Linked DNA regions of Mus musculus: region 2 is linked to region 1. Evidence: chromatin contacts called from ENCODE Hi-C or POLR2A ChIA-PET data. All regions are on one chromosome and are shown on one strand. The core of a region is the stretch at or near the end of the contact, and the rest is flanking DNA. Distances in the headings are between cores, read along the strand shown. Region 1 holds the start of Enc1 (ectodermal-neural cortex 1). Region 2 overlaps Gm33390 (a long non-coding RNA gene).

Region 1 (5,174 bases), core at 1,003-3,502:
GACACTCGCTCTTATCTTTAGGCGAGGTAACTTGTTTTCCTCTTAGTTTTGGAATGTTACTTTCCATGCGGGGTAAACAAGACCAAAGACCAAGTAAGCATCAAACTTACAAAGCTTCAGTGTTGCGAAGCCTGCACACAGCACCCAGGACTTCCCAGTGGGTAGCGGGATGAAGAGGACCCAAGCATCTCCCCCACCTCAAGCAAAGGCTCTATCTTCTAGTCCAGCTTAACCCAATGTGGAAAGTTCTGCAGAATGACCCAGTGGAGGCATCCTCTGTGAAGACACTAAGCTTAGGAAGTGTTCAGGCTCCCAGGCACTTGCAATCTGCTTGCTTTATCCCCGTGGATGCCATTTAAATGAATGCGTTCGGTCTGAGTTATTTTGAGGAAGACTTTAAGCCTAAACCTCTAAATGATTGTCTCTAGTCTAAGGAAGCTGCCTCCTCTCGGGCTAAGAGCCAAGAAAGGAACACAAGAATCTAAGTGCTAGCAGGCTGAGCTGGAATCCCACGGGGCTGGGGAGTCAGGGTGGTATAAAACAACGTTCACAACCAGGTGTATACTTAAGAAAACAGTTTGTCTAGAAGGCCTACAGGATGTGCACCACTCTGCATCCTGTGTTTATGCTGCTGTGTTTTCTAAGTCTCCCCCAGAAAACCAGGAGGCAGAGTCTAACCTGTCACCTTGGATCCCATCCCACTGGGAGAGAATGTCACTGTCACAATCTCTCATCTTGCAACCACTGTATGATTAAAACAAAAGGTGCTCCTGAAGACCCTAGGGAGACAACGTGCTCTCTGGTTTAGAATCATGCAAACATCAAAATATCCAGACATAATTTATACATACGGTTATACAAAAAACACCTTCAACATAAAACGAATCATCCTTTCCAACATTTTTTAAAGACCCCAGAGACATAAATCTGCATGCTAAGGAAATGACCCCCAAAATGCACACATATACTTAACTTGCGTCTACAAAGAAGGCAGAGAAAAAGACTGCTATTACTGTGAACATCAAAAGGGCACCTAGTTCAGTGACTTCAGTTCACTTCCTGCTGCTTCCAGGCAGGACGTCTGCCTCCAACACTGGGAGCACCTCCATCTCTCTCCTGGTTAAGCCTGATCTCGATCCCACGAGCAAAGAAGCCAGGCAGACGTTCCCAAGCACTCACATTACTGACAACAACGGAGCCACACTATAAAGATGTTTACCAAAATAGCTCTTGGCCACGCCGTCCCCTCCAACACTTGCAACGGCTACTCTCAACACGCTGGACATGCCAGTGAGGACGACACCAAATTACAAGTCCAAGTCCACTGTTTCATCTCCACCCCGCCCACCAATTCCTACCTAGCCTTTGAAATTAATAATGTCATTCTAAAAGGCAAAAGCTTGCAGGAGAAGAAACTCGTTTTTCAGGAACCAGTTTTCATTCATTTGGCTGCAGTCAAGTGGCCGCAGGAGGAGGTCTGCGCATGGCCTCCACCGCCCCCCAAAGCCGGCTACGAGGCACCCTGGGGAACCGATCCCACGCGCTGGGCTTCCTGGAGACTGCTAGGAGCCGGGATATTATCCCCAACCTGGTTCCTCGCACCCACCGATACTTGCCCGGGCGTTACACCGCAGAGGGGAGGCAAGTTGCTCTCCCAGTGCCGTTCCCACTCCAGCGACTGTTCTGCCTCGAGAGCACCTCCTGGGCTTAAGCCTCAGCCAGGGTGGCGGGCGCCGGCTCGATGCTCCCAAGCACACCCCGCGGCCGACTCCCACCGCCCGAAACCCGGGCGCCCGCAACAGGTTTGGGGTTGCAGGGCAAACTTACAGTAGTGGCGGCTGGCCTCTGCACACAACCGGCTGCGGTTCTTGCCTCGGTCACCCGCAGGGAGCCGACGAAGGGCGTCTCTGTTCCAGGAAGCGGTGGCGATCGCCGGGGAGAAAGGAGCGCTGGGAAGGGAGGCGATAGCGTCCGGGGTAGTGGCTCCCGGGCTGGTTTCGGCAGGCAGCTGACCTCGGTCTCCGGATCTGCTGCTACGGACCTGGCGCCCCGGCCGGGCCAAGCGTCTGCCGGCGCGCGCCTAGCCAGGGGAGAGTGAGCCTGCGGCGGCCGCGCCGCGGAGGAAGGCGGTCTGCACGCAGGGGGAGGGAACGGGGTTGCGGCGTGAGCGCTGGCGGCCGCCTGGCGTCGGCTCCGGGTCTCTGCAGCGCCTCCGTCGCGCCGCTGGCTCTGAGGCTGCGGGAGCTGACTGCGCCGGGCCACCGTGCGCCGGCCTATAAGTTGCGCCCGGGAGGGGGCGCGTATGCAAAGAGACTCGCTAGGGGGAGGAGGGAGGAAGCGCGTCCACTACGCGGGCAGGAGCGGGAGGAGCTGGGGGGGGGGATGACGGGGGGGGCGGTTAGCCGGAGAGGAACTAGGGGAGTGGGGCGGGGAGCGAACGGAGACAAAGCGGACGCCCTCGCTCAGCAACGGGCAGCTGCAGCCCTCGGGGACCGGGAAGAAAATAAGTTTTAGAGGCTCGGAGGGTCTTCGCCTCCTCGGGTCAACCCCATTCAAGGCTAGGTCGGGGGCTGGGGCACCCAACTCAGGGGAAAGCAGCCCTAGGCGCTTTCCTGCGCTCGAGGGTGCCGGGATCCTAAGAATGCTCAGTGGAGTAGCCAAGGCCAAGCTGGGGATCCACCGCTCCCGCATGCACTCACTGGGTTAGACACCCCAGCGGCAGGCAGAGCCTAGTTCCCGCAGGAGCAAGGGAAGAAGCCTAGGTCTGGACCTCGGGGAACACTGCAGGTTGCGCAAGTGGACATTGGGTTACTTGCTGGCAAGAGGCCAGACTCCAAACTCTTGTGGGGGGCTTCCTTCTCCACCCCAAGTTGGTGAGGAAGCCGCGGCAGGACTCTGTCTCGCTCGGAGCTGGAGCCGCAGCAACCCCAGCTGGGTCCTGAGGGCCCACGTGTTTCGCAACCAATCGCCCAGGGCCGCTAGATTCAAAGCCAACTCCTCCAAGGAGCAGACACGCTGCCTCCTCCTGGTAGGGAAGATGTCTGTTACCTTCGGAGACTTGGCCTTTCCTGGGTTTGGTTGGTTGGTGGAGTCTGGAGTTCAGTCAAGAAATAGCGTGTCCCCCCCCCCCAAAAAAAACAACAACCATCACCCCACACACACACCTAAAGTCTCGAGGGCCTAGCAAAAGAAGGAACTCTATCCTAAATAAATAAATAAATAAATAAATAAATAAATAAATAAATAAACAAACGTGGCCACAACTGTTTATGACTCTCATTTTTGACTCTCTGTGCTGGGAGCTAAAACGACACTTTGAGTTGGCTCTTATTCGGCATTTGAGATATGTAGGGACGAATTGTATAGATTATTAGCCCAAACCCTTTATTGTGCAGGTGAGGAAAGAGAGGTCTTTGGCGATGTGAATTGCCTGGCTGGAGACCTGCAGGGCCTCAGTAGTGGCCAGGGAGTTTGCCCTATCCTCTTCATCTCCCCAACGCTTCGCCCCCAGTCTTCCTTTTCTTAAGACACCAGGCGTAGCAATGGTTTAAACCGGCGCAGGAGGCTCCACATGGCGCTTCCTGAGACCACAGACTGCTGAAACCCGCAGGGTTGGTCCTTTATCCCAGCTCCCTCTCTCTGGCTTCCTCTGCTATTGAGGCTGATAGATTTTGCTCATCGCAAAGAAAGACAGTGCCCTCTTAAGTCCTTTCTTAGCATTAACTCGTCAGCCTCACGACAGCCTTTTCAAATCTGTTTCCTATTTTAATTTTTGATAGCGTCTTGGCTCCATTTTGCTTTACAGAGCCAGGGAAAAAGCTCGAGGGATTCAAGGTAAGAACCAGGTGTGGAGGCCCCCAGGGGCAGCAAGGAGCCAGGCAGGCAGAATTCCGTTCCCAAGGAGAGAAAGATTACAACCAATAGAAAGCAAACGGATGGAAACGGAGTTCGCATCAGAGATAGGCTCTGACGAGAGGAAGATAGGAACAGGTCTCCGAGTCTTTTAAAAGCATATTTCTATGTCCTGTGGAGGCACCAAAGCCCACTACTGTGCACTTTCTGGCCCTTTTTCTTTGTTTTCATCTGTCTGGGTTTGGGTCAAACACAAATATGTGGGTTTAGGGCACTAACAGTTCATGTGTACCAGTGGAGTGGAACACTGTTCCATTAAGAAGTTAGCACATCTTCTCTTTTGACAAAATATGCCTGTCTTTCTCCCAAAGCCACCTAGAACTGCTGCTGCTGCCTGGAAGCAGTATATATACCTATGTCAGCTGGTTGGCTGGGGGTTTTGCCAGGAGAAGTCAGCTGGCAGAGGATAGATAATCGTTTCTATTGCATCTCCCACCTGGAAGTTGCAGCATCCACAATGAAGTAAACAGTGAAGTTCGCTTCTCTTTGTAGAGTGCTTGGCTAAGCAAGAGGGCTAAAAGGATGCTAAGTCCAGCTGTTAGCTGCCGCTGTATCTTTTCTACCTAATGTTACCACTTCCTGTGCTTCAAATCAAGAAAACAAAATCACAGCCTAGAAACTTCTGAAATGAAATCAGTGACCATCCACATCCCTTCCTCTGCTAACGGGAGATAAGCAACTTCCGGTGACGGAATTTGTTTATATAGGTTACACAAACCAGGAAATACTGAAAGACACAGGAAGTGAACTTATATTTTAGAAAAGTGCATGTTTCCAGTGACCCTCAGACATGAGCCAGAGTATGAAAATTCTTTCGACTGCTGGGCGGCTTCTAATGCCTTTCTCACGGCTGAGAGTGATTTGCAACTTAGTGGATTTATGATCATAGAAACTCAAACTATATCTTTTTATGGTCTCTCCCAGCCAATGGCAAAAGTCATTCTTATCACCTTGTTCACAGGAAGCAAAGGTGAGTCGTGTGCGTGTACAGGAAGAAACCGCTCCACAGGATTGTGATTGCCCTAGACTACAACAGACAGGGCCGGATGCCGAGGTGTAAGACCTCAGGAGAGGAGGCCACTCCTTAGCTTTGTACAGCAGCCTGAGCTTGATTCAGGATGCTAGTTAGGCTGGTCCCGCTGGCCGCTGGAAAACTGTCTTTGCCTGGCCTTGGGACTCTAAACCAAGGTTGTTTTGAATGCTGTTAAGAAGCTGTGCCCAAGGCTTTGGCCTTGTTATCTTCCTTAACGATATTATTTTGC
Region 2 (5,174 bases), core at 693-3,192, 55 kb before region 1:
TTTCCCCCTGAAATTACTTTACCAGACCCAACAAAAGGGCAAGGTTGCCTTCTGTCTCCTCCCAGGCTCCTCCAGTAGCCAGGAAAAAAATAAACTCAAAAGACAAAGAAAAGACCGTCTCCACCTCTAGGCAGCCATTGTCGCCACAAGCCAGCCTGCTCTTCAGCCCGTTCAACTTCCTGAATCATTTACAAATCATTATTTGTTCTTTAAGTCCATTCAACAATCAACTTGAAAATCATATACTACTCCCCAAATTTAACCCCTGGTTTAGTTTGATTTCTAACGTTGTGATAAACACCGTATCCAAAAGCAACTGGGGGAAAGAACGTTTATTTCATTTTGCCCTTCTACCCCACGGTAGGACAGTGTTGAGAGAAGTACAGGCAGGGACTCAAGGAAGCAACATGAAGGCAGATATGAGGGAGGGTAAAGCTGCTTACTGGCTTGCTTACCCACAGGCTGCTGTTCAACTACCTATTTTATATAGCCTAAGCCCACCTGCCTAAGAATGGAACCACCTACAGTGGGTCTTCTACACCAGTTAACAAACAAGGAAATGCAATCCAATGGAGACCAGTGTTCAGTTGAGATTGCCTCTTTCCAGTGGGTGTCACTAGTTGTGTCAAGCTAAGAGCTGATTAGCATAAATTTCTTTTCCCCTCCCCCTGTCCCTGTGGAAATACATATGGCCAAGTCTCATCCGATTCTTGAGTCCGTATCTCCCCTCTCCTTCACTCAGGCTTCTGTCCGTTTGCTTCAGCGACGCCCCCCCCCCCCCCAACTAGACACCAGAGCAGCCTTTCAACTTTTTTTTTCTTTAAGATTTATTTATTATTATACATAAGTTCACTGTAGCTGACTTCAGACACACCAGAAGAGGGAGTCAGATCTCATTACGGGTAGTTGTGAGCCACCATGTGGTTGCTGGGATTTGAACTCAGGACCTTCAGAAGAGCAGTCAGTGCTCTTAGCCGCTGAGCCATCTCACCAGCCCAGAGCAGCCTTTCAAATTAGGTCAGGCGGCTTCCTAACTTAAACACCTTCCTGTATGCTCCCTGATGCTCCTGCTTCAAGGAGCGAACTCACATTCCTTAGTTCAGCTTATCAGCCTTCCACGGATTGCCCTTTCCTTTCTTGCATCACGTTCCGGCATCACGTTGGCTTCTGGAAAGCTCATCAGACCGCCATGTTGTTTCACATTGCTCTGCACCCCACTCTTCATTTGTTTTTCTTCAAACACCTGCTTTCCTTCTTTGCCTAATGAACAGGGAGGGGCAAGTCTCTCCCTCTACCCTCTGGAGGGTCTCCCAAGCAAATGGACCCCTCTGGAGGAAAGAAAGAAAGAGAGAGAGAGGGGGAGGGAGGGAGGGAGGGAGGGGGAGGGGGAGAGAGGGAGAGGGAGAGGAGAGGGAGAGGGAGAGGGAGAGGGAGAGAGGAAGAAGTAAGCAGCTTTCTATATGAATGAAGCGGGTAATTCGTGAGGCTCTTGGAAATGCAGGTGCGGCTCTACCAGTCATTTCCAGAGCACGAGTGAACACTATCACGATCTCTGGAAGCACGAACCCGTTAGAGAGGGGCGGTGCATCCGCGGTAAGTAACCACTGAGCAGTGTATGCAGCCCCATCACTACAGAAAGAGAACTTGTCTACGGCCTTAGGAAACACCAAGATGCCCTTTGCCCACATTTTCCTGGCCATTTCACTCCTAGGCTCTTCCATTCTTCCCCAGTTGCCTTCAGCACCCACTGGGCACACCGGTCAGGGCCAAAGGAAGGCAGCACACTGTACCTTCCCAGGAACCCAGAGACAGCAGTCCTTTCCAATTTAAATGCTGAATTGGAGTGGTGGGAAGGGCTGTCCCTTGCCGTCCCTCCCTCCCCCAACCTGCTCACTGCTGGAGGACTTCCCACCAAAGAGGAAATCTGCTGCTTTCTGCCAAGAGTCCAAAACCCCAAGGAAGTCTTGTAGATAGCAGACCTTTGACCTGCTAGACTTGGCTCTGCCTTTGGACCGTTTCCAGGGCAAAGGGGAAACGCCTCCTAGGAGAGACTCTTTGTCCTTGAGCAAGACACCTCTTAGGGAAACTCCAAAATGAGTGGTCAGGTTTTTGCGGCCTCATTTTCTATTTTGTTTACTGGGTCAATGGAAAAATACCTCTCCCTCCCCCCCTCCCTCTCCCCCTTCCTTTTTCCCTCCCTCCCTGATTCTTCCCCTTCTCTGGCCTCCCCCCAAACAAAAGAACAGGAAAAGAACAGATGTTCTGTAGGCTTTTCCTTTGTGCTCTCCTCTCCAGTTTTGAATCAGGAAATAGAGCAATGGCCTCCGTCCGCTCTCAGGGATCCTCTCTTCCTTGTCACCGGGAGATTCTCTTTCACAGGTGAAATGTCAGACACTCTAAATTTGCATATGCCCTCTTTAGCTTACGTCAGACCTTTAGGCTAGTATTGTGTAAAAGTGAGACTTCTGCTGCTGAGGCAGAGTTCTCAGGGAAAACGGACAGGTGGGAGGAGCTGGTGGGGCATGAGTTGGCATCCTTGGTCAGCCGACAATAGTGATAAATAAACAAATCAACTGGTTCACCAAAACTCAAGAAGCAGGAAGAGAGAAGTAGCCGAAGAAATGTGTGTAAGAACAGGACCATGAGCCGGGCAGTGTTGGCCCACGCCTTTAATTCCAGCATTTGGGAGGCAGAGGCAGGCAGATTTCTGAGTTCGAGGCCAGCCTAGTCTACAGAGTGAGTTCCAGGGCAGCCAGGGCTATACAGAGAAACCTTGTCTTGAAAAAACAAAAAACAAACAACAACAACAACAAAGAATGGATCTGTGAGAGGTGCGTCACAGCCTCAAAAAAGGAAACGTCAGCTTTTCCTTTGCTGTTATAGCATGGAATTGCTGAAAGGGGACATTCTTGATGGACCACTTCCCTGGTGGAAGCACTAAGGAATCTTTCATCCTTCTTGAATCTTTGGTTTGTTCACTCAGTGAATACCACACCAAGCCGCATGTGCTAAGACACAACAGCATCTTCCAGACCTTCATGGAGAACCCAACCCATGGAGAACCCAGATGCTATGATTACAGAAGCAGAGTTCACAAGGCTATGAGACCCCAGGTCCCTCTCAAGGCCCGCCTGAGTACAGCATTCCAATGGTGTCCATGAGGAGCTGGTTCCAAAAGCTGCAGGTGTTCAGGTCCCTTGTGCAGAGTGGTATAGTCATTGAATATAACCTGTGTATATACATACATACATTGCATATAATCTACTTACATCTGGAGTATTTTCACCTCCAGGTGACTTATAATGCCTGATATAGGTCTAAGTGCAACGTCAATAGTTATTATATTATTCTGTTTGGGGCATAGTGTCAAGAAAAAAAGCTTGTGCACATCAAACCTAGCCTCTCATTTTCTGCTGCTTATTTCAGATCCATGGTTGATTGAATCTGTCAATTAAGAGCCCGAATCGGCAGGGACTGTCAGCACTTCTCTTGGCCACCAGTAATCAGGACCGTGGCTAAATTAACAAAGAAGAAATCTAGAACAAGACAGCACTGACTTCAGTTCTGGGCCTGGTGTCTGCAGTTTTTATAACCTTGCCCTTGACAGTCAAAGGACATCCCATCTACACAAAATCTTTCTCCTTGAGTCAAGAAGGAAGTGAGTCTGACAATAACTCTTCCAATTTACCAGAAGAGAAGCATTTCCCAGAAACCACTAGTAAGCTGTGACTTAACTCTCTGGCTGAAACCTTGTGATTCAGGCATGATTGTATTCAGGACACTAAAACAGATGAAGCTTTCTCATTTTTTAAAAGACTTATGTTATTTCATTTATATCTTCAGACACACCAGAGAAGGCATCGGACCCCATTACAGATGGTTGTAAGTCACCATGTGGTTGCTGGGAATTGAACTCAGGGCCTGGAAGAGCAGTCAGTGCTCTTAACCACTGAGCCATCTCTCCAGCCCCAGAAGATGCTTTCTAGCCTCCAACATGGAGACATCAAGGTGAATCTGTAGATGTCATAGCTGGTCTCCATCTGGATTCTGACTCCTGTAGGAGACTGAGATACAACCTGCTTCTGTTTCTGTTACTATGCATGTGTCCCTATTTCAATGTATTTCAGTGTCACTTGGCCACTTCCCGCCGAACTCAGCGACCAGTCAGATTATGACACACAAGTTTGTTCCCATTTAAAATAATACATTAGTTCTATTCCCCCCACCTCCAGATCCTCTTCAGATCTCCCAATATACCTAACATTTCTTTGGTTTACATAAAAGCCCTATCTAATTTGCTCCCTAGGGGAGACCTACCACAATAGTAAAGTTGCACATTTCCACAGGGATTTACCCTAAACTGTTAATGAGTTGTGACTTCCCTGTCTGTACAGGCAGACAAAGCTGCTGCACCCCAAGCAGGTAGACAGAATTTGAACCAGATGGTTCAAGGCAGGGAAATGGGCTTAGCAGATCATTCCCAACACCTCCGTGTGTTGACTGAAATCCGTAAGGGGATGGCAAAACACCACCCTTATTTTCTCAACAAACTGTGCACCTTATTGAATATTAAACAGAAAGCTGAACAGAGGAGAGCTGGCTCTGGGTTTTCTTTCCTTGTCATTAGAACCATAAACTTGGCTGCTAGTTTCAACGAATCAATGGGGTGTGTGTGTATGGAGAGAGAGAGAGAGAGAGAGAGAGAGAGAGAGAGAGAGAGAGAGAGAGCTAATCTCATATCACTGAAGGACTTTCCGGTAATCCCACTACTACACATTGAATAAATCAGAAGTGGCAAGGGTGTGTGTCATTTCCATGAGTTCCTATATGGGAAGCAAATCCCCTTTTGCCCGATTTTCCAGTTTCAACAATAAATTACCCCAGCCTCTGATCCTCACTGTGAAGCCAGCGCCATTAAAAGCAGCGCGAATGCAAATTGAGGCGTTTCCCAGCTCTCAACACCCCACCCCTCACCCCCGACAGCCAGTTTAATTAAAGCCAAATTTGGTTGCGGAGTAAACAGGTATTTACAGATCAGGGGGAAAAAATCTGGTTCCGGTAATTAAAAGGATTTTGTAAATCTTGTCCTCTGTGTTAGAACACTTGGGTTTTAATAGTTAATTAAAGATGTCTTAATCATCCTTTGAGAGAAATTTGAAAAAGAAAAGATTAGG

The links. A loop is a pair of places that touch in the nucleus more often than their neighbours do. ChIA-PET counts read pairs that join two places held with the same protein, here RNA polymerase II (POLR2A).
Region 2: a loop to region 1 is called in a map of heart, with 7 times the contacts of the local background. The contact joins the enhancer-like site here to the promoter of Enc1 in region 1. A Hi-C loop is called at or near these places in 10 of 37 maps with a recorded cell type or tissue (T-helper 17 cell, gastrocnemius, heart and 2 more). POLR2A ChIA-PET finds 5 or more read pairs at or near these places in 4 of 5 experiments (Patski and embryonic stem cell).

The regions. Positions count from the first base shown.
Region 1 is chr13:97,238,183-97,243,356 of GRCm38, reverse strand. Enc1 (ectodermal-neural cortex 1) reads right to left here and starts at 2,252. Exons shown (of 3, transcript NM_007930.4): 1 at 1,828-2,252.
Region 2 is chr13:97,292,410-97,297,583 of GRCm38, reverse strand. Gm33390 (a long non-coding RNA gene) reads left to right here. Exons shown (of 3, transcript XR_382781.1): 2 at 3,427-3,658; 3 at 3,844-3,870. Among named protein-coding and RNA genes, the nearest start is that of Gm33390, 4.1 kb to the left of the region's middle. Within about 2 kb of position 1,942, at least 1 of the 3 ENCODE cell types and tissues checked has a DNase peak (open chromatin) inside an H3K27ac peak, as active enhancers do; it is gastrocnemius, where a contact is called at or near this core.